5 separate regions of the Mus musculus genome follow, and regions 2, 3, 4 and 5 are each linked to region 1. The links are chromatin loops, found by intact Hi-C in ENCODE. Cell type or tissue: heart. All regions are shown on one strand. Each heading gives the region's core, and the rest is flanking DNA. Links, peaks and the distances in the headings are about the cores only. Region 1 holds the start of Oxa1l (oxidase assembly 1-like). Region 2 holds the start of Dad1 (defender against cell death 1). Region 3 has its middle 3.4 kb from the start of Slc7a7. Region 4 holds the start of Mrpl52 (mitochondrial ribosomal protein L52). Region 5 holds the start of Lrp10 (low-density lipoprotein receptor-related protein 10).

Evidence for each region. Peaks named below come from ENCODE experiments on the same cell type or tissue, not always from the same donor. Only the 100,000 strongest peaks of a DNase experiment are listed, where the experiment ranks them.
Region 2: it touches region 1 in a loop (2.9-fold over the local background); 13 of 42 quality-filtered maps call a loop at or near these places.
Region 3: a loop joins it to region 1, with 4 times the contacts of the local background. A loop is called at or near these places in 16 of 42 quality-filtered maps.
Region 4: a loop joins it to region 1, with 2.4 times the contacts of the local background. A loop is called at or near these places in 15 of 42 quality-filtered maps.
Region 5: it touches region 1 in a loop (2.3-fold over the local background); 2 of 42 quality-filtered maps call a loop at or near these places.

The regions. Positions count from the first base shown.
Region 1 is chr14:54,358,187-54,364,086 of GRCm38, reverse strand. It overlaps Oxa1l (oxidase assembly 1-like), which reads right to left and starts at 3,246. Exons shown (of 10, transcript NM_026936.3): 1 at 3,170-3,246; 2 at 2,619-2,765; 3 at 592-805. The coding sequence starts at 3,232. In heart, for the core only: a CTCF peak has its summit at 2,880; a DNase peak (open chromatin) is centred at 3,166; H3K4me3 peaks cover 1,753 bases; H3K27ac peaks cover 1,573 bases.
Region 2 is chr14:54,252,056-54,257,955 of GRCm38, reverse strand. It overlaps Dad1 (defender against cell death 1), which reads left to right and starts at 4,027. Exons shown (of 3, transcript NM_001113358.1): 1 at 4,027-4,324. The coding sequence starts at 4,114. It also overlaps a transcript of Abhd4 not described here. In heart, for the core only: a CTCF peak has its summit at 3,889 (motif pointing right); a DNase peak (open chromatin) is centred at 3,955; H3K4me3 peaks cover 2,640 bases; H3K27ac peaks cover 1,997 bases.
Region 3 is chr14:54,410,669-54,416,568 of GRCm38, reverse strand. It overlaps a transcript of Slc7a7 not described here. Among named protein-coding and RNA genes, the nearest start is that of Slc7a7, 3.4 kb to the right of the region's middle. In heart, for the core only: a CTCF peak has its summit at 3,623; DNase peaks (open chromatin) are centred at 2,648 and 3,548; H3K4me3 peaks cover 723 bases; H3K27ac peaks cover 1,664 bases.
Region 4 is chr14:54,424,662-54,430,561 of GRCm38, reverse strand. Mrpl52 (mitochondrial ribosomal protein L52) reads right to left here and starts at 3,653. Exons shown (of 5, transcript NM_026851.2): 1 at 3,602-3,653; 2 at 3,471-3,528; 3 at 3,324-3,391; 4 at 1,914-1,978; 5 at 812-980. The coding sequence starts at 3,629. The coding sequence ends at 834. In heart, for the core only: no CTCF peak of the experiment used is centred there; a DNase peak (open chromatin) is centred at 3,691; H3K4me3 peaks cover 1,982 bases; H3K27ac peaks cover 2,042 bases.
Region 5 is chr14:54,462,419-54,468,318 of GRCm38, reverse strand. It overlaps Lrp10 (low-density lipoprotein receptor-related protein 10), which reads right to left and starts at 4,172. Exons shown (of 7, transcript NM_022993.3): 1 at 3,708-4,172; 2 at 3,371-3,415; 3 at 2,610-2,745; 4 at 669-859; 5 at 1-555. The coding sequence starts at 3,744. In heart, for the core only: a CTCF peak has its summit at 3,428; DNase peaks (open chromatin) are centred at 3,658, 3,848 and 4,198; H3K4me3 peaks cover 2,092 bases; H3K27ac peaks cover 1,427 bases.

The DNA.
Region 1 (5,900 bases), core at 604-5,603:
GCTCATCTATTTGCATGATTAGTCATCAGATTTATTGGATGTGGCACTATTTCAGTGGCATTAGGAGGTGTGTGGCCTTGTGAAAGGAAGTATGTCAGTGGGAGTGGGCTTAGAGGTTTCAAAAAGCCCATGCACGCTACAGGCCCAGTAAACACCCCCACCCCCACCCCCACCACCCGCCTATGGATCAGTATGTAGCCCTCAGCTACTTCTCTAGCACCACGCCTGCCTTCCTGCTGCCTGCCTTCCTGCTCCCTGAGATGATGATGGACTAAAACTCTTGAAACTGTAAACAAGTCCCTAGTTATATGCTTTCCTTTATTTATAGGAGTTGCTTTGATCATGGCATCTCTTCATGGCCACAGAACAGTGACTAAGGTACGAGGCTAGCCTTGAATTCTTTAATTAACTAAGGGTGAACGCTGACCCTCCTTCCTCTACCTCCCAAGCACTGTGGGCAGATAAGTGGCTTTCTAACACTCTCTAGGAACTAAAAGTTGAATGTTACCATCCCTTTTGGAATCACCTGATTTTCTGACCTCTACACTTCTGTCCCCAATTCTTCCACCCTTGCCCAGGATGTCCTCTTACACGTGGCAATGGCTCCCCACCACGGCAGGCCCAGGTCGACATGTATATATTCCAAGAGGTTCTGGATGAGACCCACCGGGGTGTAAGAACCAAGCCCCAGTTCTGTGAAGCTCGGTTCGGTAGCACACTGGACTACATCTGCAGCTCCTCCAGAAGCTACCTCTGGTACTGCAGCAGGGATAGAGGTAGCAGGAATAACAGGGGGTGCCTGGACCTGTGAGGAACGAGACCAAGTGCCGTGAGTGGGATGTACAAAGTTGAGGATCCCTTATGCTAACAGTCCTGGGCTCTATTTTCTTGCTTTGACTTCTTGATCTTCAATGATGGCCAATGGTGTCCATACAACCCTGCCTTCAAAGGACAATATTTTTTGCCTCTAGCAGGATAACTTAAGAGAGTGTCTCATGGCTTCCCTTCAGGCAGGGAACTTGCTTCCCACATCACGGTTCCCAGACTTCAGTCATCTGAGTGAGCATCATGGTCATTGCCCTTCCCATATTCCAAATCAACAGTACTTGGAATCCTTTTGTTCTGTGCTAGAAATTGAACTCAGGGCCTCACACACATCTGGCAAGAACACAGACCACTGACTGAGCTGGCCCTCAGCCCAAAATTCTCTTTAATTCAATTTTTTTTCCCAATCTTTCTTTCTTTCTTCCTTCCTTCCTTCTTTTTTTTTTTTTTTAAATGGTAGTGGGTGGGTGGGAAGGTTAGTTTTGGAGGCAGGATCTTGATTGCTCTGTAGTTCAGGTTGGCCTTGTACATGCTAACCAAGAGCTCTGTTACTGACTACATCCCAAGACATGGCTCAGGGGCTAAGAGCTCCAGCAGAGGATCCATTTTCCGTCGTTAGCACCCTTGTAGAGCAGCATACAGCCACTGGTAACTCCAGCCTCAGGCTCTCTAATGGGCACTCATGTACACATGCACACCGTCACACACACACACACACTCATAACACAATATGATAAATCTCTCTGAGAAAAATCCTACACAGGCTTCTAAGAAACAGTATTCAAAGAATCACACAGATCACAAACACACAAACTCACAATCACATTTCACTTTATTGGCTTACCACCACTCCTCTGGTAGTGTCTTGAATATAATACAAAATTTAATTAATTAGTTAAATTTATTTATTTATTTATTTATTTTGGTTTTTCGAGACAGGGTTTCTCTGCATAGCCCTGGCTGTCCTGGAACTCACTTTTTAGACCAGGCTGGCCTCGAACTCAGAAATCTGCCTGCTTCTGCCTCCTAAATGCTGGGATTAAAGGCGTGCGCCACCATGCCAGGCAAATTTAATTTTTTTGTTGTTTTGTTTTTTGTTTTTAGAGACAGGGTTTCTCTGTGTAGCCCTGGCTGTCCTGGAACTCACTTTGTAGACCAGGCTGGCCTCGAACTCAGAAATCCACCTGCCTCTGCCTCTCAAGTGCTGGGACTAAAGGCGTGCGCCACCAACCGCCAGGCTTAATTTTTTTTTATCTTGTGTGTGTGATGTATGTAGGCATGCATGCCACAGCATGTGTGGAAGTCAGAGATGAACTTTGTGTGGCGCCTTCTTCCTTCATTATTTATTTATTTATTTTTTTTCATTTTTGAGACAAGGTCACACTACACAGCTCTATGTTGACCAGGCTGGTTTTGAATTCAGAGATCTATCCATCTCTGCCTCCCAAGTGCTGGGGTTACTAGGATTGTGCCACAACCTGCTCCACCTTTACTTGGGTTCCAGGGTTGGCACTCGGTTTACCAGGGTTGCAATAGCAAGAGCTTTTGTACAGCAGGGTCATTTTGCCTGCCCTACAAATTTCTCAGCACTTTTAGGCATTTCCTCACTGAGTTGCCTGAGATGAGAATCTACTTCTACTCCAAACAGGTTAATATTAGGAGGAACTTAGGAGGAGTGTGAGAACTCTGCTACACATTCACTGTCTCCCGCAAAACAAAACAAACAAAACAACACAGAACCAAAAGAAAGGGGCCAAGAAGTCGTGCTCCTTTCCTCAGCGGGAACCTCTTACCTGGGCTTCTGCAAAGAGGGTGGCAGATGTACTGATGCAGCGAGGAGTGAAGACGGCGAGAAGAGCACAGGGTGGCCGCCCGTTACCCCGGCGGGCTGCGAGGAGCTCGGCGGCCAGCGGTCTCAGGGACACTGCGACGCTATGGTACTGACCATGTGAAAGGAAGGGAAGGCCTTGAGTCCCAGCCGACCCGCCTCTCCCGCAGACAGCCTGCGGTTGCAGCAGTGGGGCGCTGCAACTCTGCTCGCACAGACTACAGGCCCCGAAGCCATGCACTGGAGCGTGCAGGGTGCAGCTCCGGTTAGGGTCTCCCGCATCCTGTTACCGAAGCCCGGGGACGGGGCCCAGAGGTCACGGCTCAGGGTCGCAGGCAGTTTCCAAACAGCTACAGAGAAACCAGGCCACCAACCCCGGGACGTAACCCGGTGGTGCCCTCACGCGACCGGAGGTCATGACTCGCAGGTCGCAGTGACCAGGTCAGCATCTGCTCGTGACCTCAGCTCAGGTGACAAGGACAAGGCAGCATCCCCGCGCTTTGGACGGAACCTTACCGAACGCTGGGGTCGTAGGAGTCGCAGAAGCTGCCAGCGACCGCACACTAAATTCCTCGCCATCTTGCCGGGAAGAGGGAACTTACTCTCGCGCACGCGCACTCAGAACTTTGACGCTGCGGGGGAGGCCATTTTGGAAATGGGCAGGCAGTCAGACCTGACGTCACAGATCAGGTAGTGAGGGAGAATGAAGACAGGCGATGGTATTTGAAGTGGTTTAAAAAAGTCAAGATTCCGCAGAGATTGAAACTAAGAGACAGAGGCAGGCGGATTTCTGAGTTCGAGGCCAGCTTGGTCTACAAAGTGAGTTCCAGGACAACAGCCAGGACTATACAGAGAAACCCTGTCTCGAAAATCAAAAAAAAAAAAAAAAAAAAAAAAAAAAAAGAAAAGAAACTAAGAGACAGGATGCGCTGTTAAGTGGCAGTGTAAACATAGCATATTTCCTGTTTTCCCTTCCATTTCCCAAACTGTAATTGTTCCCTGGGTTAAAATAATTCTTGGATTAAAAATGGCCTTTACTCTTGGAATAGTGCCTCAAATCTATAATCCCAGCATTTGGGAGGCGGAGGCAGGAGGATTGCCTAAAATTCGAGGTGAATCTTGGTTACCTATTGTGTTTAAGGCTAGCCAGGACTGCAGAGAGACCCTGCCTGTCACAAGAAGATAATGAATAAACAAAATCTCAAACTAGAATTAACCCCACAAACAGGCAAACCAGAAAGGCGAAAACAATAGCTTTTACATCTGTGCTTGGCGTGGGTTTTTTCTTACTGCAAGGTAATATTGTAATTACAGATCCAATGAAATTTGAAAGTAGCCTGGAATCTGACAAAGCTATAGGGAAGGCAGTTTCCGGGAAATAACCGAGGAAACTAAAGATGAAAGTTGAACTTGATGTCTTGGATCTGTTGTCTCAAGATTGTTACTATCTATTTGTAGATTTTGTTGTGTATTTTTTGAAACTAAAAGCTTCCCTAAAGCATAAATTGAAATAAGGTGGGTATGGTGCTGCACGCCTGTGATCCCAGCACTGAAGAGGAAGCTGACTCAGGTAAGTGGTGAGTTCAAGGCCAGCCAGGGTTAAAAATGGAGACCTTATCTTAAAAAAAAAAAGTAATGTGAAAAATAAATTACTGCTCAGGAAGGAGGGGGTTGATCACATATACTTCTTCATATGCTACTAGATACTTTGGAGGAATAAAAACTTATTTATTTCATAGATGTCGTGTGTTGTATGAGTGTACATTCTCGGAGGCCAGAAGAGGGATGGAGTTAGAGGTGTTTGTTGCATAAGTGTTGGGATCTGAACTCTGGTATTCACCATGGTGCAGCAAATAGTCTTAACCGCTGAGCCATATCCAACCCCGAAATTTGCGACTTTTATTTTGGAGAGAGAGAGAGAGAGAGAGAGAGAGAGAGAGAGAGAGAGAGAGTGTGTGTGTGTGTGTGTGTGTGTGCGTGCACATATTCTTATGTATGTACATAGCAGCTCACAACCACATACACCTCCAGTTCCAAGAGTTCTGACACCTTTGTCTGTCTCTATGGATACTAGGCAAGTGTGTGGTACAAATACATATAAGCAAGCACAACACTCATATATGCATGCCTAAATGTCTGTCTGTCTATCTATCTATCTATCTATCTATCTATCTATCTATCTATCTATCTATCTATCTATCATCTATTGTCAGATGTGGTGGGAACAGGCCTTTAATATCAGCATTCAAAAGGCAGAGACAGATGTCTTTCTGTGAGTTTGAGACCAGCCTGGTCTACACAGTGAGTTCTAGGACAGCAAGGACTGCATAAAGAAAGTCTGTCTCAACAAACAAGCAAAGCAAAAATCAAACAAAAATCTTGGAAAATTTTATCTTTTTTGTTTAGGCAAAATTAAATATTACTTTAAGGAAGACAATACACGCTAACAATTTCAACAATGTAATAGTCACATTATTTAATATCTGATAAAATTTAATAAGCATGATGTTCAATAAAAAATGAACAGAGCTAAAAAAAAAAAATCAGGGCTGGAGAGATGGTTCAGTTAACCTGAGTGTGATTCCTCACACTCATACAGTGGGCTCAAAACAGTCTCTATTTCCAAATCCAAGAGATTTGATGCTCTCTGCTAGTTCATCGGGTATCAGGCACTCCACATAGTGCACAGACATACATGAGGGCAAACACTCATACACATAAAATAAAAATAAATGATTTTTAAAAATATGAAATATCAGCCAGGTAGTGGTGACATACACCTTCAATCCCAGCACTACAGAGGCAGAGGCAGGAAGATCTCTGTGAGTTCAAGGCCAGCCTGGTATACAGAGTGAGTTCCAGGACAGTCAAGGTTACACAGAGAAACTCTGTCTGGAAAAACAAAAACAAAACAAAATGGGGAAAAAATCTGAAATATTAGTAGGAGCAGAGAAAAGTAAAACAAGCCACCCAGAAACAACAGAACACAGTTTACCCAGAAACAACAGAAAACAAGCCACCCAGAAACAACAGAACACAAGCCACCCAGAAACAACAGAACACAAGCCACCCAGAAACAACAGAACACAAGCCACCCAGAAACAACAGAGATGATGAATTAGCAGAAAAGAATGCTGCAGTGCCAGGTGTCAGGGTTTAAAGGTTGGGGAAAAAAATAAAGAAAGAAAGAAACTATGAGAGCCAGAAACAAAATCCGAGAGACTTAGATTGAAGACACAGGGGATGC
Region 2 (5,900 bases), core at 901-5,900, 110 kb after region 1:
TTCTTGAAAGACCGAAGAGAACCTGAGATTTATTCTTTCCAGAAACACAATGTTAAACTGATCATTATAAGGGTTTAAAGTTGAAGAGAACTGGAATTTTCAGAAATGTCCATCCATGATTTTAGCCAAGCTCAGTGGTCCCACAATTCACTATACACAGTCATTGGGTAGGCTTGATAACAACGCAGCCTCCTGATTGCCATCCTCAGAATCTAATTCAGTTAGTTTGGTTTGAGGCTAGAAAGCTGCTTTTTTTTTTTTTTTTTTTTTTTTTTTGCATTGAAGGTGCTGGTGTTCCAGAAGACACACTAGTTAAACAAATAGAACCCATGGCCAGAAGTCTGGGTTAAGTTCAAGTTCTTAGCTTTGTCATTTATTTCCTGATCTTGGGCAAGTCATTTTGTCTGGCTGCTGCTGCTTCTGGAGTGTGTGGCTTGTGAGAATTCACTAAGGCAATTCAAAGAAGATTTAGCATATGTACTTTAACAATGATGTATCTTATGTCCAAAGCCAAACATTATGTTACACAAAGAATCCAATGATAAAAAGAAAGGAAGTCATCTTTTTTGGTGGTCCCCCCCCACAGACTCCCCAGGCTGGTTTTGGAGAGCTGGCAACTATGTAGTCAGAACTTAGTTCAAACTTCCCTCCTTCTAAAAGAGACCCCCATCATCAGGGCACCACATGACTTTAGTTTATTTTCCTCAGAACACCATTTTAAAAGGCTCTTGCATAATCCATACTCATTTGCCCCTCCTCCAGAAATTAAGTTTCAGGGGGGAGTCTTGTCTGTTTAGCACCCTGCTTTGCTCCCTGCCCACAGCAAGGTATGTGCTTGGCACTTGGTGAATGCATGGACAAGCAGGCTAGTAAGCATGCCTGGCTGACAGAATGAAGCATTAAGTGCTAAGAATGAAGTACTAAATTCTGAGGGTACTAAGTACTAAGTAGCTGACAGAATGAAGTACTAAGTTCTAGGACAACAAAAGCTCCCATAATCTGATAACCTATAAAATGTGGGTCCTTTTGGGAAAGGCTGATCAGGTGCGACTGGTATTAGGACTTTAGATTCTAGAACATATATGCAGAGAGCATTAGTATTCTGTCTCCACATGTTCCAAATAAGCGTTAGCATAGTTGTTTAGAAGGAAGAATTTCAAGTATATGGAAAATGTTCTTTATAACAAAAGTTATCCTAAGGTATTCCCAGAATTGATATAACTCAGGATTGAGTAGATCTTCTAGAATTATATACAATGAAATGAACTCTTGGTACCTACTCTAGACAGGCCTCTGGAGAGAAAAATGTATTCTCCCCTTCTTATCTTGAAGTCAAGACACATATGGAAGAATATATCCTATCTTAAAAACATATCTTTTAAAACATACATGATTTGATACAAAAAGAGTACATAAAGTACTGTACTTTTTTTTATTTTTTTTCTGGTTTTGTTTTGTTTTTGTTTTTTTTTTTTGAGACAGGGTTTATCTGTGTAGCCCTGGCTGTCCTGGAACTCACTCTGTAGACCAGGCTGGCCTCCAACTCAGGAATTCACCTGCCTCTGCCTCCCAAGTGCTGGGATTAAAGGCGTGCACCACTACTGCCGGGCTGATAATATAATTTCTTAGGAGAAAGAATGGAAGAATCACAGAGTATGCCCCCTCTACTCTCCCATATCTTATATTGTGGAGCACCTTAGTAATGAAGCCTCTAAGGTCTTCTCTGACTTCTGATTTGACTTAAAACCCAATGTGTCTTTGCCAGTCATCAGATTTACAGTGCTAGCATCATCTTTTGCATGCCCAAAGTATTGGAGCTTTGCAGTATGGCCGAGTTTTAATTATTTGGAGAAACAGAGGTCGTTCATGTCAGAATGAATAATTGTTAGCAAGTGCAAACATCTTCTGGGCATTTATCATGGGCTCTGGACTTTGCTGCTTAATGTTTGACATTATTTCATTTAACCCCAACGAAAACAGTGCTGTGATTCAGGTATTGTTATTTCCATGTCATGGAGATGGAAAATGAGACCATAGTGGCATATACCTGAAATTTCAGCACTCAGTAAGCAGAGGCAGGAGGATTGCAAATTTGAATCCATTCTGGGATACATAGTAATTTCCAGGCGAGGCTACATAAAGAAACCTTGTCAAAAAGAACACAAAGAAGGAAAGCAAGAATTAAATGTTAAGTGATCAGTCTCAAGTTAAGTAATTAGTAGTATGTAGAATCAAAGTTTAACACCCTCTTTGTCTGACTCTGGAACTTGAACTTTTATCTACTATCCCTCTGCACATGAGCTTTTTACACATAGTAATGTTCTGACTCACACTACTCAAAACCAATGACCGTATGAATCCCTATTGAGAGTTTAGTTATGTTCATATACTGAACACAAAACAAAACTTTTCCGTATTGTTAATTCAGGTAGCTGAGAAAATCTGGAGTTCAGAATGGCTTTGTCTTAGAATGAGTATGCTTGTCTCAATAAGTGATGTCTTGCATTGATTCTGTCTTCCTAGGGAACTCCTATGAAGATGTTAATGACAAAGATCAAAGGCTAAGACACTTCTGGAAGGTGCTGGGATGATGGCACAGGAACTTCTGGAAGAATTCATTACTGGATAATTAGAAACAGCCAGTTAGCCCATTTGGCCTTAAGTTGACGACCAGAGGAATCTGTTCTACTTGTGCTGAGACAGGGAGAAGGGTTCAATTGCAGATGCATTTCATATTATGTGGAGTAGGAACCCGTCTGGTTATCCTTCCACATCCCACCCACTCTACAGTAACACAAGAGCACAGAGGCTACATTTCTAGGAGTGCAAACTTCTCTCTTGTGAATATGGATTTACCTCTTTTAACAGACTAAGGCTTTCCAAAGACACGAGTGATTCACTGGAACCTGGGCAGGGCTATTTACGTCTTATTGGATTGTGGCGCTAAGTGTTTCCGGGCTAAATACAGATAACAAGCGACAGTAGTTCAGTTGCGGGTTTAGAAATGCTGCTCAACTAGTTAGGCAGGGCAGTTGGAAGTGTCTTAAACGCTGAAATGAAGTACCGGATTCTATGCGGGTAGACTTTTTAACTGAAAGATGAGATACTAGGTTTAGAAGGTCGGGTTATTGTGAACTTGTAATGGCAGTGCAAACCAGAAGGCAGAACTTAAGTTTTCTTCAGCTAAAACGCTAAAAAGCAGTTAATTGTACTTGTTAAAACCTCAAACTTTCAATTCTTTTTCTATAAAATGATTCAGAGGATCAGGTTGAAACAAATATGCTCTTTGGAGCCATTCAAGGAATATTATAACAATACCTGTTGTACAATGTCAGTTTGCTGCTGATCCTGACCCTTCACTCTACGCACAAGTGACTATCTCTCTTTTTAGACAGTGACTGATTAACCTAAAAATTCCTACAATATAACTACAGCTATTGGACCTCCTTGGTACTCAACGAGCGTTTGTTGAATGAATGAATACCTGCTGGCTTAGGTTCTTCGTGGGGCCCAGATTCAGCCTTCCAGTTCAGGATCCTGTAGAGGTCAACCCTCTCCCGCCAGTGTAAACCGGCGCTTGGCCCGTATAAGCATAGTTCTCACTGCGGAGGAACTTGACCTGCTCTAATGATCGGTCATAGGCATCTGAAGATAGAGCTTTTAAGAGAATTAGGGCCAGGCAGGTTAAGTCCCTGGACCGCCAGCTTGGTCTCTAAGCAGATTCCCAAGCTAGACCACTGAGGGGGATCAAAGAGAGCCGGAACTCTCTGGGAAGCGTCTCTGTCCGCTGTTAAACCTCTCCCCTTGTTCCGGTCACAAATCTCGTCGCCAGAGCAACAGAGGGCGTCAACAAACGCAGGGCGGAAATAAGGCTATAGTACACGTCTCCAGAGGGGGAGATAGGCCCTGCGCAGGAGCATTAATTTATTTCCGTTTGTAGTTCTCAGTCTGGGTATGCAGCCTGTGTCTGCGCATTAATTGTGACGCACCAAGGCTGGCCTTTACGCCGGAGCCAATTGGCCCGCCGGTGTGGGCGTGGCTAGGGCCCGCTAACGCGCACGCGCGAGCCACATCGTCTGTGGTCGTCCGGTATCCGAAGTCCCCGTGTTCGTCATGTCGGCGTCTGTGGTGTCCGTCATCTCCCGGTTCCTGGAGGAGTACTTGAGCTCCACTCCGCAGCGGCTGAAGTTGCTGGACGCCTATCTCCTTTATATACTGCTGACCGGGGCGCTGCAGTTCGGCTACTGTCTCCTCGTGGGCACCTTCCCCTTCAACTCTTTCCTCTCTGGCTTCATCTCTTGTGTGGGCAGCTTCATCCTAGCGGGTAATGATTCTGTATCCTGGTCATAATGTCCCACTTTGGCGCGCAGCTTCGTCCTCACGGTACCCTTTGGTAGTTTGTAGAAGGCCGTCGTCTGTGAAGTCACGCTTACTTCTTGGGATCCAGGAAGCAGGCTCAGAAATGTCACGTTTCTAATGCCTAACAGGAGTTGAAACTGAATATGTAAAGAAATAGTCTTCTGGTGTTCGTCGCAATTAATACTTCTCTAAGGAAAAATATCCTACCTTGATGAAACTTTAACACAAATTTAAAGTTGGTAGAGCTTTAAATTAAAATGCCAAGCTGAGACATTTCTATCACTTTGGCCTAATCCCTACTTCATCTAGGAGAAGACTTTGGTGATAGTATAGGAATATAAATATTAGTGACTGCTTGTGAGGAGGCAACCCAATTGATGCTGGCTTTTTAGTTGCCCCTACTTATTTCTGTGCATAATTTATGTGCTTTTTCTCTTTACCCTCAACTCAATTTTTATTCACACAATTGTGTATTAGCTCTTCTTTCTTCTACACATTTAATAACCTTACAGACTTCCAGGTTTAATGAGGATTGCCGCCATGGATTTCATCTGAAGTCTGACTTTTCTTGCCCCATGGAACTGAGAGAATACTGGGAACAGGTTTGGCTTAGGAATGTTACTACCAAATGTATCATGGTCAGTCAGCAGTGTTTTGGGGGTTTATTAGCAATTGTTTTCCTCAGTGAATTACAGCTGGTTTGGGCAGAGACAAAATATAGCATTGGACTTGTCTGGAGACTTGATTTAGTGTCTTAACATAAACCTCACGTCACATGTACACATTCACATTGCTAGGTCAGGCCCACTGGGAACAATTTTACTTTTCAGAACTTAAATAGGCCCCAGCCGACTTGTGCCCCAGTCAGAGCTAGAGCTGCAAAGTCAGCTTATTCAGTGGTCATCATAGTGTCTTTGGTTTTTGGTCCAGTTTCTGGAGGCTACACCCTAACCATCAGGATATGTTAGCACCATTAGCCAGGTCTGACAAACCTCTCTACTGTGCCCAGTACTGTTCCCGACAGAGAACAGTAAGAGGCTGAGAACCTCTTACTTATTTAGCCTCTGGTTATGGAAGTGTAGGAACAGAGTGGGGCTAACAGCTGATTTAAGTAAGGTCTCTCCTGTTGAAGCCACCCATCTTCACAAGCCTCTGAGTTAAGTCCTGACTTACCAGAACTACATAGAAAAAAAGTGATTTGCTGGAAAGTTAGGTTAGTGCGCTCACACTCTCTCTTTCATCCCATCTGTCTTTCTTTTTTTTTTTTTTTTGGTAGATGACTTTTGCTTTTTTTTTTTTCTTTTAAAGATTTATTTACTTATGTGAGTACATTGTAGCTGTCTTCAGACATAGCAGAGGAGTGCAGAAGATCTTATTACAGATGGTTGTGAGCCACCATGTGGTTGCTGGGAATTGAACTCAGGACCTCTGGAAGAGCAGTCAGTGCTCTTAACCACTGAGCCATCTCTCCAGCCCCAGCCCCAGCTTTTGCTTTTTTTTTTTTTTAATGTTCTTTTAAAAGTATTTTTGTGAGCATCTTT
Region 3 (5,900 bases), core at 591-5,590, 52 kb before region 1:
GTAAAAGTGAAAACCACACTCTTTCCTATAAATGCATCAAAATGGGAAATATTAAGTATCCGTGAATTCTCCTTACTCTAAGTAACCTAGGGGTAGTGAAGGGGGCGGTTCTGATGTTAAGGGTAGTAACACAGTAACACTGGGCTGCCTGGAGGGCAAATTCAAGGACCCACCCTGGAGCCTAGCCAGCCTGGAAATCAGAGAGACAGTATTGTTTGTTCTCTCTCTCTCTCTTTCTTTCTTTCTTTCTTTCTTTCTTTCTTTCTTTCTTTCTTTCTTTCTTTCTTTCTTTCTTTCTTTCTTTCTTTCTTTCTTTCTCTCTCTCTCTCTCTCTCTCTCTCTCTCTCTCTTTCTTTCTTTCTTTCTTTCTTTCTTTCTTTCTTTCTTTCTTTCTTTCCTTCCTTCCTACCTTCCCTCCCTCCCTCTTTCTTTCTTTCTTTCTTTCTTTCTTTCTTTCTTTCTTTCTTTCTTTCTTTCTTTCTTTCTTTCTTTCTTTCTTTCTTTCTTTCTTTCTTTCTTTCTTTCTTTCTTCTCTCTCTTTTCTTTCTTTTTATATATATTGATGGCTTGTGTGCGGTCCCCTGCCTTCTTAGGGTACAGTGGGGAAACAGAGCTCTTATGATGCTTATCTGCTCTTGGCTGAGATGTTGACAAATAGTACCAGGAATGAAAAGTGTCACAGAGAAGAATGTTCTCAGCAGGGAGAGCAATCAAACAATGGCACAGACTTTGCAAAAGCTCTTTGGTGGGAGTGAGGTTGTGTGGTCCCAGCATGAGGCCGCGAGGCCCCCTTCTGTGAGGGGAAGCAGGGGCAGCTCTGTCTCTCTTCCTGTGACCTTCCCTCACTGACACCCTGAGCTTGTCCCCGGAGTAAGATTAAAGATTCCTGGTCAGCCAGGAAGTGGCCTGGGATCTAAAAGAGCATCACAGTTTCCTTGGAATACTTCTGATTCCGTGCCAGGGATTTCGGATTTCTGCCTTTTGGTAACATAGTTTGGCTCCCCATCTAGTGATGCTAGAGTTGTGCGTGAGTACTGCACTTGAATGCAAGAGTCGTTAGAGGCCAGAGATGCAGGCAGTCAGGTGCTGCCCGAGGTGCCCGAGGTGCCTGAGGCGGCTGTGGATTAGCAGTGCGTGCCATTTCTCTAGTCCCCAGCCTGAATTCTTGAGTCCTTATCTGGAGTAATTTATGGAACAGCTGGCTGCCCGAAGGCCACAGTCACACCTGAACTGTGCAAATACTTCTTGTGCTGTGAAGTGCCACTCCCCTGGACACATATTTGTATGGTCTACATTTTCAGTGGTTTAATATGCCTACCAAGAAATGATATTTTTGATTCTGAATATAAAGAGGTTCGTCTAGTTTAAACTTTAAAAGTTTTATTTTATTTATTTTTTATTTATTTTATGTTTTGCCTGCATGTATGTCTGTGTGAGGGTGTCAGATCTCCTGGAACAGGAGTTACAGACAGTTGTGAGCTGCCATGTGGATGCTGGGAATTGAATGTAAGTCCTCTGAAAGAGCAGCCAGTGTTCTTAACCCCCGAATCATCTCTCCAGCCCCGTAAACACTTTTTTTATTAGTGTGTGTGTGTGTGTGTATCCACAGTGCATGTGTAGAGACTAGAGGACAACTTTGAAAAAAAAATTTTTTTTGAGACAAAGTTTCTCTATGTATCCCTGTCTGTCCTAGAACTCACGATGTAGGCCAGTCTGGGTTCAAACTCACAGGAGCTCACAGAGACCTGACTGCAGGGAATAGAGGGGTAAACCCTGCATACCACGTGTGGCCAGAGGACAACTTTTGGGAGTGGCTTTTTTTCTCTGTCCTCTGTGGGTTTCGGGGCTTAGATGAGCTTGTCAGGTTTTGAAGGCAAGCTGTTTTTCCTGCAGAAATATCTCCCCAGACCTCTCCTCGTTTTCAGTCCAGGGTCACATTTTCTCTGTTTCTGCAAAGTAAACATTTAACAGATATTTAAATAACAGTGGTTTGAAAAGCTGCCAACTTTAGGAATGTGCCCAGGGTGGCACAGGCCTAGTTGGTTTTTACCTAGTAACTCAGACCCGTTGTTGACAACTCCTCAGCCAATTAGAGATCTGAGCTGGGACCTCGCGCTCGCTGATATCTGAGTCCAAACTTGTCTGTACCCACAGGTGGCCTTTGTTGGTGTTCGTTGGCCTCCTTGGTTTGTTTTAGATGCTGAAATGGCACAAGCTGTTGAGCTAGGACTGCTGAGTTTCACTGGCGGGATCTTGAGATCAAAGGCATAAATAAGCCCAGAAGGCAGGTTGGAGAGTTTTAGGACACAGAGTGGAGGAGAGGCTCGGGAGGGCGCTTTCCTTTGCACTTAACTACTCAGCAAGCTAGGGCCACAAGGAAGGCTCTGGGCTGAGGTGGGGAGGAGGAGCCCGGCAGAGGAGATGCCCGGGTGGCAGCAGGCTCTGAGGACCTCCCTGTCTGACCAGGCAGTCTCAGCTCCGGCTCGTCCTCTGGCCCCTCCCCACCGCCGGCCAGAGTCACACATGTGTTTTCCTGTTTTCCATTTCGGTCCCAGGCACCCTCTGCCTTTTCTGCTCCTCCGTGTCAACAGCTGCTGAAGTCACACCCCCATTCTCTAACTACCACCCCTCACCCCAGTGTGCTGCTAGCCCCCTCCTCCCTGCACTTGCCCAGAGGTCTCCCGGACAGGTAAGAGGAGGGGAAGCAAGGGCAGTGGAAGTGTAGGGAGCGCAGGGGGAGGATGGAGTACCTGAAAATTGGCCAAAGAGAGAGAGGAAGAAGAACCTTATTTCTTGGCCCCTATCCCTGGCACTGTCTAGGTAGAGCTCTCTGTCCGGAGACTTCAGCTGTAGTTAATGGAAGCTCTGGTCAGAGCAGTAAACAGTTTTCTTTTTTTAATTCACTTTTTTTTTTTTTTAAGGAACGGTTTGAGCTATAGTGGAATATAGAAAAACAAATGGAGAACTGGAGAGGGAGGGGCTATGGAGCTATGGAGGCCTGGTGAGGAATCCAACTACACTAGCATGTATCTGTTTTGTTTCTGTTGTTAAGGGAGGCAATGCAGACCAGTTAAAGAGCGGAAGGCAAGGCTTGGGGTCTCTCAGGGGAGAGAGGGTGTTCTCGCAGTAGCTCACTGAGCTTGGCAGAGGAGTCTAGACTCCGAGCTGTGTGTAGGTTCCCGGAGGAAGGGCATTTCTGGTGGTGCTGTTGAAGCATGAAGCATGGTAGTTCAGCACTGGCTAGCTGCTCTGCCAGGCCCTCCGTGCCTGGTGTTCTGCTGCCTGCTCCCTGGAAGGCCTGGACTGGGAACTTCTTTAGGCTCTAGGATGAGTGTATTCTTTTCTGGAATAGCCATGATGTCCTTAGCGATGAGCACAGCAAAAGAAAGGGAAAACGACAAGCAGTGTGTCAGCATCTGTAAAATCTGCCCTGGCTGAGTTCCTCTAGAGTGGTGGAAGCGTTACAGTGAGAGCCAAAAGGGGTGTCTTCTTGCCTTTGGTGCTAGGCAGTGGTTGAGGAAAGAGGGGGCACTTCCATGAATGGCAGGCAGCCTGTCTTGCCTGGTTGCAGAGGCCTTACTGGCAGCTGGAAAGAGGATTCCATTTGTTGTACTTCCTGGAGAGACCACTAGGGCATGCTGTTTGCTGGGGTGTGGGTTCCATCCATCCTTCAATTCCTTAAGGACTTCACTGGTTTTTGTTGTATATTTGTTTGTTTGTTTGTTATCAATCATGAGCTCAACCTCCTGGACCCTCACATCCTTTTCTCCCTTATTCTTTCCAGGGATTCACATTTGAGTCTGTACTCCACTGACGGCAAGGGCATTTTGATCCTAAAAGGGCAGGTGTCTTGATGTGTGTTTCTGTGTCTTCAATAGAAGTCACAGTACTCTGGGTAGACATTGTCACTTCTCTCTCTCTCTCTCTCTCTCTCTCTCTTTTTTTTGTTTTTTTTTTTTTTGGTTTTTCGAGACAGGATTTCTCTGTGTAGCCCTGGAGCTCACTTTGTAGACCAGGCTGGTCTCGAACTCAAAAATCCACCAGCCTCTGCCTCCCAAGTGCTGGGGTTAAAGGTGTGCTCCACCATGCCCGGGCGTCACTTCTCTTTTTCACCCCAAATGACAATGGGAGGTGCAGCCGGAAGGCAGTGACAGTGATTCCACCCAGGCTGTCCCCCTAAAGACTGCAGATTGCTTTCCAATCTAATCTTAGTCCGCCCTAGGTAGGTAACTCATTAGGGAGCCACCTGGGGTGGCTTCCTGTCTAAAGGGATGGTCTGGTGACCAGAGACAATGACGGGCCAGAGAGCTGGAAGCTGAGGAGACAGCACAGCTGTGTGATCTTCACTGCCTGCCTCCTCTCCACTTGGCACCCTGCAGAGTGTGTGGTACCTGCTTCCTGGCTGCATACTTTCCATCGAGCTAATGCATTGAAATGCACAGTGGGGTGTCTGGCCTGGACAAGGACTCAGGCAGTGTTAGCACTACCATCATGGACGTGTTTCAGGGGAGGCTGGGAGGAAAGGGCAGTGTCTTCAAGACGGATCTCAGATGTATGTAGGGCTGCCTTGTGAGAAATGCAATCTTTAAAATTTTTTTAAAAATTCATTTTTATGTGTATGGGTGTTTTGCCTGCATGTGTTTATGTACCGTGTATGTATTAGTAGCTATGGAGTCCAGAAGAGGGCATCAAATCTCCTGAAACTGGAGTTGTGAGCTGCCATGTGGGTGCTGGGTGTGGTGCTCGGGTCTTCTCAAGAACAGAAAGTGCTCTCAACTGCTGAGCCATCTCTCCATCCTCAAAGCACAGTTTTTGGGAGGCCTAAGCCCAGCATCCCATCTCGGTTTAGCTAAGAACATCAAGGGGCTGGGCTGGGAGGGTGAGTGAGCATAGAGATGAACTGTCTCTGACTATTTCTGTAGAATAACCAAAGAGTGAAGAAGAGGTAGAAGAAGAAGGGATACACAGTTGGGTTTCAGAACAGGTAAGCTGCCAAAAAAGGCTCAGTATACCAGAGTTAAAGTCGATTATAAAGGTAGAATAAACTGTGATTTCAAATTGTAGAACTTTTTCTGTTTATTCTGGGCCTGTCTAACATAGTTCAGTGAAACCTTATTTCCACACTATTTTTGTGCCTTGGGGGTAGGTAAGCGCTCTACCATTGAGCTATACTCCAACTTTCCATACACACACACACACACACACACACACACACACACACATACACACACACATTATTATTATTATGTTAGCTTGTTTTTTTTTTCTTTTGAGGCAGAGTTTCTCCTCATAGCCCTTGCTGCCCTAGAACTCACTCTGTAGACCAGGCTGTCCTTGATCTTTGAACTCAGAGAGCTCCCTGCCTTTGCCCCCAGAGTGCTGGGTTTAAAGGTGTGTACCACGGTGCTCAGCTAATTTTTTTATTGTAGTGCGCGCACGCTCGTAGAACAGTAGGAAATTTTCTCCTTCCATCATGGGCTTCATCTTGGCAGCCCCTCTCCCCCTCCCCCACCTTTGACATGGGGTCTCTAGTCTGGCCTTAACCAAATAGGACCCTCCTGTCTCAACCTTCTGGATGTGGGATTACAGGTATGAGCCATTCACGTCTGGGCCTCCATATATTTTTAAGAAATGGAGGAAAGCTTGTACTGAGACCTACATAGGAAGTTTTGGGCGCTCCAGAGGTTGTAGTGTGTTTCCCTAAGAATGAAAGAGCATAATGGTGGAATGGAGTTGGATCTAGAAGTTTGATCTCATTTCTGAACCATATTTCTTTTGAAATCGCTCGAGGGTCAGACTTTGGGGGTGATGCCCCGGTTTAGAGGCAGCCACCCCTTTCTCTGCATGGGGAAGTGTACAGCGATCTCACTTAGAGCGCCACATGGGGCGTCTGAACCACT
Region 4 (5,900 bases), core at 660-5,659, 66 kb before region 1:
CTGGAACGGGAACAAAGGTCCTTGCCTCCAGAATCCAAGGGAGGCTCACGATCAATACAATGAATGGTTGCTAGGTCATGGGCAGCGACCTTGTGTGTGGGGGTGGGGAAGCAAGGACCCTCTTTAACCTCTGGAACTTAAGTCTGATTATTACTCCTTCAGCAGAAGACCCCGAGTTTAATCCTTCCTATATCTGCCTTACAGTGTGAGTGTCTCCTGGACCATGTACCCAGATACTAGCTGCTTGTTAAGAAAGGGACTTCTAACAGGTATGGTGGCACATGGCTTTAAATCCAGACAGAGGTGGGAGGATCTTTGTGATTGCCAGACAACTTGGTCTACCTGGCCAGTTTCAGGACAGCCAGTGCTACCGTGAGACCATGTCTTAAAAAGGAAAAAGATCCTCAGGTGGAAAGACCTTTTCAAGAAAACATTAAATGCCAACTGTATGCATCTGAGCTGTGCATGGTCTCTTAGTGACAAGAGTATGAGGGTGAACCAGGGAAACTGCTGCTGCCCCTTTCTTCTCTCACAAAGCAGTTGCTTGTGGTTGATTAAAAATCCCAAGCAGGCCAAGTGATAGGTGGTGGTGTGCTTAGCTTTTGTTAAGGCTCTGGGCACGTTCTTCAGCACTAGGGGCAAAATGATCCCAGAGCAAGATCTGGCTGAACTGGAATGGGGAGGACTAAGGGCACTGGGCCAAGCCTGGCAGGCAGTGATTTTAAGGTCTTTTGCTATCAATACAAGTGGTGGGGAAAATGACTTGATAAAGCATTCAGACTATAGAAAAGAAAGCCAGAGAGAGTCTGGGAAAGTGGGGCAGGAGCTGCTTTTTATTGATTCGGAAGTGGGCTTCTCAGTAAAGTCCCTTTAGGTTTGAGATCATGTTCCTTCTTCCTTTCTTCCTGCAATTTCTGCTGCCTGAGCTTCCATGCCTGTATTCCAGCATCCATTTCCTGTGTCAGCAGTACAACTCGTCTCTGAAACAGACAGGAAGAGAGTAGGTGACATCTGGGGCTCAGGCATATGTACCACTGAGCAGGTCTCCCCCTCCCCCCCCAAAGCCAAGTGTTCAGCTGGATACTGATGCATCACGCTGACGGTGTGAAGCTGAGGAAGGTCAGCTGTTGGTTTCTGCAGAGTGCCCCGCTCCAGTCTTCCCTTCTCAGTCGTAGTAAAACATCAGCTTGGCCAGGTAGGGGGATACATCCTTTGATCCTAGTACTTGGGAGGTGAAGGCAGGCCCATCTCTTGTGAGTTTGAGGCTGGCCTGGTCTACATGCCTCATCGAAAGAAAGAAAAGGGACTGGAGAGATGGCTCAGAGGTTAAGAGCACTGATTGCTCTTCCAGAGGTCCTGAGTTCAAATCCCAGCAACCACACGGTGGCTCACAACCATCTGTAATGGGGTCTGATGCCCTCTTCTGGTGTGTGTCTGAAGACAGCTACATTGTACTCATATAAATAAAAATAAATAAATCTTTAAAAAGATAAGTTAGTTGGGTGTAAGGACTGGAGAAATGGCTGCTGCTGGTGTGCCTGCCTAGCAGGCAGGAAGCCCTGGATTTTATCCCATGCACTGCCAAACAGTAGCTCAAGTACAACACAACTTAAAACAGATTCTAATTTATGGGGCTGTAGAGATGGCTCTCTGCTCTTGCAAGGGACAAGGGTTCAACTCCCAGTAGCCACCCCAGAGCTCACAACCATCTGTAATTCCAGTTCCAGAGGATCTGACACCCTCCTCTGACCACTACAGGTACCACGAACACATATGATGAACATACATTGATACAGGCAAAACACATGTATATAAAGTAAAAATCAATCTTAAAGAAAATGAAGATAAATGATGATTTAAATTTTCCTCCTCCAGTCATAAACACAGCCTTTGGCAGAGTCCCAGCTACTCACTGCAAGCTTCTCCCTTTGAGCTTTTCTTCGAAGTTGGCCTTTCATTGGGGGTGCAGGGCGGCCATCTACAGACAAAAGTAAACAAAAGGCATAGTGTTAAATGTGGTCTGGGGATCCTGTCCAAACACTGGTGTGATAGGGATTGGAGAAGAGTAAGCCCCTAGCTCCACTTTTCCAGGTCACCCTGACTATGGTTGGTTGGGTGGATGCTGGCGTGCGTGAGGCTGTAGGTTCAGGGCCCAGTTCTGCTCATCAAAAACAATACTGAGGAGGATCCCAGTTCACAACCACAACTAAAACTCACCTAGCCTCAGAGGTGAGGTCCAACAGAATCACGAAATGACTTCATAGGCACGCTCTTCCTATCATTTAACCCTGTCATTAGCATGGACCTAGGGCCGTCTGCCAAGCTGAACTCACTTTTCTCTTCAGAAACCCTTCACTCAATGTGTCTCTTTGCTAAACTTCATCTCATTGTATAATGAAATATAGGGTTTTTTTTCTCCCTCACTCTTGATTTTTGAGGCAAGGTTTCACTATGTAGCCAAGGCTATCCCCTAGCTCTCAGTGCTTCTGCCTCGTGAGTGCCGATTGCAGGCATGCGTCACTACTCTCTTTTAATTTTGCTTTTTTTAAAGTTTTATTTTTATGTGCTTGGGTGTTGTGTTTGTATGTATGTCTGTGCACCATGTGGGTGCCTGGTAAAGGTGGAAGTGAAAAGATGACATTGGATCCCCTGGAACTGGAGTTACAAGCAATTGTGAGTCACCCTGTGGGTGTTGGGAATCGAACCCATGTCCTCCGGAAGAACAGGCACCGCATTTTAAAGGCATCCTTCAGTCCATAAGTTTTTTTTTTTTTTTTTTTTTTAAAGAGAAAAAGACTTCTCTGTACTGAGTCTGCCATTTCAGACTTGTAGGGATCTTCGGTGTTCTTTTCAGCAGCTTTTCAAAGAATTCCTTGTACATTTGCAAACGAATTGTCAAAATACACTCACCACACATGTGAGAGTTTTATCCTTCTGAGAGGATAAAAGTCATACATACTTCCAAGCCCAGAACAGCCCACGTTAGTATTTCCTTATACCTTCAGGATACGATCCTGACAGCTAACTTTCCTTAGCCAATTACTATTTCTTGATTGATACACAGGGTCTCATTCTGTAGTTCAGGATAATCAAGGATTCCTTACATAGCACTAACCTCACAGCAATCCCTCTGCCTCAGCTCTCCAAACCTAAAACCTCAGGGGTGAACTAACACCCGGCTACACAGTCAGGCAAAGGTAGAGCTGCAGTCCTCCAACTCAAGTAAAAGGTTCACTATTTTCCCAGACACGCCCCCAACCCTTACCCCGGTGGTCTCGGAGGAAAAAAAACAAAAACAAAAAACCCTTGACATCAAGGCTCACCCGCGAAGGACCAGTCAGGGAGCTCCGTGAGGGGCCCATAGCCGGAAGGGTTGGCAGCCAGCCCTTGCCTGGGTGGGGGAGACAGTGTGGGTGAGGACGCGGCGGGATACTAGGTCCCGCCGCGCCCCCGCCCGGCACGGCACTCACTGGAGTCGCCACTGGCCACCGGCCCGCGCCACTACGCTGCAGTGCAATCTCCGGACACCTAATGGAAGAGCAGGGAGTTAGAGGGCTGGTCGCCCCGCGGCTCCCGTGTCCCCAACCCCACAATCACTCACTGGACAGCCAGGTCCCTAAGGCAGCCATGCCGGAGCAAGGGAACCGGAAGTGGGCGTGGCCCCGGCAGCCACGCGGGACGCTGCCGGGAAAACCGGAAGCCGACATCTTGAATGTGGTTTTCAATCGCCGGTCCCACCATCTTGCGTTATCGTACGGAAGTGGGAGTCAGCTGTGGGCTGAGTGTTCTGAACAGGAGGAACTGCCCCGCGCGTGCATCTTGCACCCTCCGAGGTGGTTGAGATACCTGTGACCGAATCCTTCGCAGCTGTTTCCAAGTCCTTTCCCGGACGTTCTCCAGACTTGGGAAATTTAGGGTAACTCAGAAGTGTCGCATCCAACGAACCTCATTGTGCAGCCTTCTGCTTCATTTTAACGTTTGTTTTCTGATATGATCAAGTGTAGAACGAGTTGGAAAAATTTGGTTCTCATCCAACGGAGTCGAAGAAGTGGTGAATGGGTTAGGAGATTATAGGGGTAGCTAAAAAACAGTCCAGATAAGGCATTTGAGTCTAGGAAGACAAATGATCACAGACATGACTAATAGTGCAGCCCAGTGGTGGGAAGGGAAGTATATGTCATTTGCAAGACTATGTATGGAAGCACGGATCTGAGGACACTGTTAAACATTTTTTTGAGGAAGTTGTACTGGTGCCAGTTATTATTTTTTTTTTTTTTTAAACAAGGTCTCACCATGTAACTATGGTACTCAGTATGTAGCCTAGGTTGGCATCGAACTCATTGAGATACATCTGCCTCTGCTCCCGAATGCAGGGATGTAAGGTGACTCTGATTCTAATTTTAAACCACACATTCTCATGAGTTAGGTATACTTTTTGAGTGGATTAAACCTGGAAACTGAAGTGCTCCCAAACCAAACCTGTTGAATCCAAACATGATGCTACGATGGAGAATTACACACCCGAAGTCATGACGGAATTTTTGTCAAAAAAAATCAGGTGCACTAAGGGCTGGCGATGATGCTGTGGTGGAATACTTGTCTAGCATGCTTAGACTGTGGATTCATCCTTAGCATACTCAAAAATAACATTCAGCATGAAAGAATTTTATGCTTAGAATTCAGGTCCATCCCCAACAAACATATATTCAAATGTTCCCAAATCAGGCATTTCTGTATTAAGGGCCCAAGAGTTGGACAGATTCCCTGGTAGGCAGACAGATAAAAGACCATGACTAGATAATGATGAATTTCCACGATGTCTGGTTTCTTCCTCTCCTCCTAGCCTGAGACAAAAGCCTGGCAGCATAAAACAAAGAATCTTGTGGGCTTTCTCTCCCTCCCAGTAGATCTGCTGATAGACTGACTCCAGGAATTCAAGGCTGGATTGGTACATGTTCCAAGACAGTTGTGGGCCAATCAGCCATCCTTTTTCTCTTTAAATTTACCAACCCTAAATTAGGGGAGGAAAACTTCAGAGACTTAAAAACTCCAGCCTTGGAAAAGGACTAGATTTTCAGTCTTCTGAGTCCCCCTTCTTGGCTTTGCAAAGGCACTTTTCTCTGTGTGTGATGCATGTATATGTTGCTTCACCCTTCAATAAAGCCTTTCTTCAGTTGCTGATTCTGTCTGAGCTGTTTGCGATGTTGGAGATTTCTCCACTGCTACCTGTCACATCTGAGGATTTCCTGCCTATTAATTCTTTAGCTGACAGTAGAAACAAGACCGATCAAGGCCCGTGATGCTAACAATACCAAGCATTTCAAATAAAGGATATTCAACCTATAAGCTAGAGCTTCCTTTCTCCCCAGCACCTCTTTTGAGATAGGCATCTTGCTAAGTAGCTCTGGATGACCCAGTGCCTGCTAGGTAGCCCTGGCTGCCCTCAATGCTCCTGCATCAATCAGCCTTTTGAATACTGGGATTACCAGTTAGTACCACCATGCCTGGCTTGCTTTATTCTCTTTGGTATTTATTTTTGCCTTTGAGGAACTCCTTTTTCCTTCCTTTCCCTTTTTTATTTCCTCCATCTTTCCTCCCTAGCCTTTCCTTTCCCATTATGAGACAGGGTCTTGCTCTGTAACCCAGACTGGTCTAGAAACTCTTGAGTTCTTAGTTCTCTGTTACAGGATATTTGATTATTATACATTAGAAAACCTAATTGCTAACGAAATACAGAAGCTGTCAGATGCAGTTGGGTGTGTCCTGAAGGGAAGCAGTTAGGGTGTGCCTCTAAAAGTTTCAAATAGATAAGATACTAAAGAATAGGAAGTTTCACCTATTTTAAGGCAAATTTCTTTCTTTCTCTCTCTTTCTTTCTTTCTTTCTTTCTTTCTTTCTTT
Region 5 (5,900 bases), core at 450-5,449, 100 kb before region 1:
GGCCAGAGCCCAAGCCACAGGGTCTGTCCCAAGGTAAACAGTAGCCCCGGACATGGTAGGTAGCATTAAAGCCCCGGCCACTGCTCCAAGCAACTGTGTGGTAGGACACAACAGCCTGACCAGACAGGGTCTCCACAGTGACAGCCTTGCCATTGCTGAAGTGGGTGAGGCTACGTAGCAGTCGAGGGGTCTCGGGGGGTCCAGCACCATCATACACATGCACTGCATCTCCGTAACTCAAGTCCAGGGCTGTGAAGCGCACTGCCAGCCTCCGGCCATCATGGGGGTCCAGCAGCCACAGGCAGGACTGGGGGTGGGAGACTGAGGCCAGGTGTGAATATCCAGGGGAAGAAAAGACCCCATAAAAGTCCTCCAAGGTGAGATTGCAGGCCAGAGTTGGTGCGGGGGCTGGGTTCAGGTTAGGGAATGGATCTGAGCTGCAGCCTGCCTCGTCTGAGCCATCCCCGCAGGCATCAATCCCATCACAGCGCTGAGCAGCTGGAATGCAGCGGTGGTTCAGGCACTGGAATTCTTCTTGCAGGCACAGTAGCCAATCTGCAGAGGCATCAAGAGACAGGGAAGTGCCAGAACTCCCAGGATCCTTGCCTCTTCCTGGGGGACTCCCACTTCTCCTCCAATGGTCCCACCACACACCCTGTTCAGCCTACCTTGACTGTAAGTCAGCAAGAAGCCCTGGCCCATGGGTGCTCTGGCCCCAGCATAGCTGTATGTAATGGTGACATTGCCCCCTGGTAGCTGCAAAGGGCCAGAAGGGGCCTCACACAGGGAGATTGGTGGCTGTAGAGGGGAGTGCAGGATTAAATGCTCTGAGCCACAGGCCAGATGCAGCTTCTGGAACCTATGAGGTACAGAAGAGCAAGACATGAGATGCTCTGGAGATTTGCTCCCCCACCCCCACCCCTGCCTCCCCTCTTGATGACAGGTCCCTGGTAGCCCAGGAAGCACAAATGCTTCCTTACCCATGATTCAAAGAGCCAAATGAGAACTCAGCCAATAGAGTCGATGGGGAAAAATATAAGCAAGGGGCAAAGTTCCAACAGAGGTGCCATCAGACCACAAGACCCTTCCTAGAGTCCTTTGAGAGAACCGATGTGTTCAGGGACCAAGGTGAGACCAGGGTTATTACTTTCCAGTTGTGGCAATACCATAACCCAAGCACAGTGCCCGGTAGTTAGCTGACAAAATGTATCTGTTCAATTAACCACAACAGCTCAGCTCCATAAGTGACAAGGGAAAATCTGAAGTCCCCAGGGCTGTACCACGGGTCAACAGTCTCTTTTTAGATTGTTCTCTCCTTTATATACCTTTCTGAATAAATTCTTTTGTGTTTCCTTTGTTTATTTTGTTTTTGAGATAGAGTTTCTTTATGTAGCCTTAGCTATCCTGGAACTCAGGATTTAGACCAGGCTAGCCTCGAAATCACAGACTAAGCTTGTCTCTGCCTCCTGAGTGCTGGGATTAAAGGCGTGTGCCACTACCATCCTGCTCTCTGGGCAAGTTCTCATCAAGTGAAATGTATGAGGCAAACTGCCAAATGACGTGGGCCCCAATGAGGAGTCTTAGGGGTACAGGGCTGGGATTGTTGCTTAGAGGTAGGGTGCTCTCATCTAGGATGTGTGAACCCCTGAGTTGTTTCCCAGTACTGAAAGCAAAATAAACAAAACAAAAACCACCAAAACCACACAGAAACCACAAACAACAAACCAACCAAATGAAAACCAAAAACCAAAAAATAAGAAAAAAGAAAAAGGAATACTGGGCATAGTGACTCCACAGGAAAGCCCAAAATCTGGGAGGATGAGATGGAGCTAACTTAATACCAACCTGCTGGGCTGCACAGTGAAATTCTGTCTCAAAACCAGAAAAAGGGGAGGGGGATGGGCTAGAGAGCTGGTTCAGCAGTTAAGAGCATCGAATGCTCTTCCAGAGGTCCTGAGTTCAATTCCCAGCAACCACATGGTGGCTCACAACCATCTGTAATGGGATCTGATGCCTTCTTCTGGTATGTCTGAAGAGAGCAATGGTGTATTCAGATAAATTAAATAAATAAATAAATCTTTAAAAAAAAAAGGAGAGGAGAGGAGAGGAGAGATAAGGGGAGAGGATGTGAGAAGAGAGAGGGGGGAGGGGGAGGGGAGGGGAAAAGGGACAGGGGAAGAGGAGAGGAAGGGGGAGGGGAGAGTAAGGATGGAGTAGTGCAATGCAGAAAGGCAGACCCAGAGAAGGTTTGTTTTGCTAGAGACTGAACCCAGGACTTCTGCACACTCCACACAAGCATTCCACCAATGAGCTAGTAATACAGTCCCAACCCTGAGGAAGGGACTAAGTTGATTAACAACTAGGCCACACTATGATTCAGGGACTCATCACAAGTCTAGCTGAACCCAGAATAATTTCTAGAGTCCTTTTGAGATGGACAGTCCCCAAGCTAAATATCCACCATAGCTAAGCCTTTACAGCAGACCCAGACAAACCAAATTCTCTTCTGCTGACAAGGATGGTAATATCATAGAAAGGTGATCAAAGGCTTTTTCAGAGGGAGAGGGAAGGGGCAGTAGAGAGAAATGGGGACTTGCCTTATTTCTCACCTGACAGTTACTGTCTGATCCTTGCTGCCCAGGATAACCCAGGTGCAGTTGGCAGGGGAGCTTCGGCTGTCCCGGCCTAGAGGCCTCTGTAAAGTGCCTTGTACTTCTGAGAGCACAGCTGGGGGCGCCTCACAAGCTAGAGGGAGAAGGGGGGGGAGACACTGGTAGAGTTCTTTAATATTCTTCTTCCCCTCTGAATGCCTCAAGATGGCAAAAATCTCCACCCACCAGTTACAGCCAACTGGTCCCTCTCCATTTTTTTTTTTTTTTGGTTTGTTTGTTTAAAAACAAAAACCTTTTGTAACCTAGGATATCCTCAAAGTCACTATATAGCTGAGGCTGGCCTTGAACTGATTCTCCTTCCTCTGCCTCTCAAGTGCTGGGATTATAGGAGTTGACAACCCTACTCCTTTTCCATATTCTTTATACTTCATCTTAAGTATTCACACTATAAGTAATGTTACTGTAGGCTTTGTGCCAGCCACAGGGTCAGTTGGCAGAGAAATACTGTTTCTACTCTCAGGAAGACCTTACCCTAACTAGGGAGACAAAACACGGATATTACACATAAAAAAACGAGATGGTTCTTAACAACTACCAGGTGCCAGTTCACATTGAGCCTCAGTTTCCCCTTCTGTAAAGTAATGGATGATACCTATTCTAAAATTACAGCAGACTCCAGGATCCAGGGGAGAGATTCTTTTCTCTAGGGTGCATCTTCATTCCCATGCCCCAGAACCCTAGGAACTCGCTTTACTTACCAGAACGTGGGAAAGTGATCCGGTCTGGGCGGGCCAGAGCACCTCCTAGAGGGGGAATCGAGAAAGGGCAGCAGAGAGAGTCAAGTTTTCTTCACCTGGGCAACTCCAAGGGGAGGCCCATCTGAGACTTCCGGACAGTTTATAGGAAGGGGTAGAGGAGCCGGAAGGAGGTGCGTGACCTCGCCGAAAGGTCGCCTTCCCTGGCTGTGAGTGGGAGGGACAGTGTGGGACAGCCCGAGAGGAGGCCGAGGCTCGACGGGGCGGCGGTCGCAGGGGTCGTGGGTCACCAAGGAGGGCGCGGGACGGCGGGCAGTGACACCGGGGCGGGGACTCTTACCGAGGAGGAGGAAAAGAAGAGGGAGGGCCGATAGCATCCTGGGTTGAACAGGGGTGCCGGCAGGGTCCCGGGGCGCCTCTTGTCTACCTGGCAGGAAGCTCCTCGCCGGGTGGGGGCTGCATAGCCCCGGTGCGACCCAGGCTCGGGGTGCCAGGGCTGGACGCACGGCGGAGAGGAACAGGCGTGACGCCTCTTGCTAACTTCAGAGTTGATCGCTCCTTACCAGTGCCCGGCGGTGCTCGCCCGGAAGGCCGCGAGCGCCCCGGCCAGGCCCGGCCGCACCTGCCGGGCTCGACGCTGCGTCCTCCGCGGACCAAACTTTGTGGACTGCCCGTCCCCGAGCCGGCGTGCGGCTCGGTCCCCGCGGCCCTTAGGGGACGGCGGCTTTGCACAGCTCGCGGTGCCCCAGCGGACCCCGGCCGAAGCCCAGCAGCCGGCGACGAGGGGCGCGGCCAGCTTGGCCCCACCCCTGCCAGTCACCGCGCGGCCACGCCCACCTGCGCTCAGCTCCTTTCCGGGTTGCTTTTGCCGTCACGCTCCGGATCGCCCTTTGGCTGCCGCCTGCGTTATCTTTCAGATGTGTCTTGTCAAAGGATGTCTGCTTTTCCCGCCGTAACTGCTACGTGTCTTTGGACCCTTAAATCCTCAGTACTTTTTCTTCACCCAGCGCCTTAGATCCCGTAGCGCTTCTGGTAGTAAGCCTTTACTGAACCAATTACCAGGCGCTATTATAATTATCTGTTACAATGTTTATTCATCACTCCCGCCCCCGCCTCAGCTTTGGAAACTGACACTTCCTGTAGGCTGGGGCCTAGACTGGGTACCTTTGTCCCAAGAGTGTTGCTTGCTCTCCTGCTGAGATGCAGTGATCTCTACGAATGGTAAAGACATAATATGGCTTCACTTGCTGGATCCGTGAACTTGAGAAAATTACTCCTCCGTTCAAGCAGTCCTGTAAAAATTGAGGGTCATGATAGTGTGACTCCCTCCTATGGTACTTGTGAACATTTAGGGTAACATTGTAGATTGAGCCCTAAGCACGTTGGCAGACATAGGAAGTGAGGTGTTTCTATCTGATAGCAACAATTATTCTCAGTTACAGGGTAGTATTATTAAATTTTGTGGGTTTCCGGTTTCCTGTGGCACAGGTGGGTAATATTTACAAAAGAATAACAAGTTGAATATTTTTTTTCACATTTCAGGCTTATACCTAAGTACATTTAGTATACATATAGTAAATATTTAACAGCGAGATGTTTGTTCCTCTTGTCAACAGTCCTGTGAGGTAGTCTATGGTTACTTCCATTTTACAGATAAGGAAGTGCTGGCATGGAGAAGTTTAGTAATACCTTCCCCAAATCTGAATATTCAAATCTGAATGGCTCCCACTGTTTTAAACAATTTGAGCACCAACATAGTGCCACAGGTGGGAAATTCCATACAGTAAAACTTTGTTTCATCTTCAGCATTGCTAAAAATACTTGATTAAATTTATCATCAGGCTACTTGTGATGTGTATATGAAACATGAATAAATGCCATCTACCTGTGTGCTGTGGCATACATTGCAACTTGTGTGTGTGTGTGTGGATGAATGATTAAAATAAATGTCAACAAATATTTTCAGTGCTTCTAGAGAATCACTCACCATCTGCTAGGTATTAATCATAGCATTTTGCATATATTATCTCACTGAAAGGTGACCACACCTCTGAGAAGTCAGTGTTGGAAACTGAGTCACAAATAGTTGAGATACCTTGTTTCTAAATCAAACTCTTGGCATATAAAAGAGCTAGACTCAGACAACAAGACTCAGTCAAGTTGTCTGGACCAGACTCCCTGCTGCTAGAGATGACATGGTAGATTCTAGAATCCTCAGATCAAAGACTTTGTTTGTTTTTGAGAGGTCTCTTGTATCCTAGGCTGGCTTTGAACTCCTGGTTCTCTTGCCTCTACTTCCAAGTGATGGCATCATAAACCCGTCACCATGTCCAGCTGGAACAAGAATTTTAACACCTGACTACTTTCTAGGATAGATTTTATGTAAAAACAGCTGGTCATGTTGGTGTATACCTTTAGTTTCAGCACTCAAGGGTTCAAGGCAGGTAGATCTTTACGGGTTTGAGACCTGTCTTGTCTACCTAGTAAGTTTCAGGCAAGCCAATACTACACAATGAGGCCCTATCTCAAATAC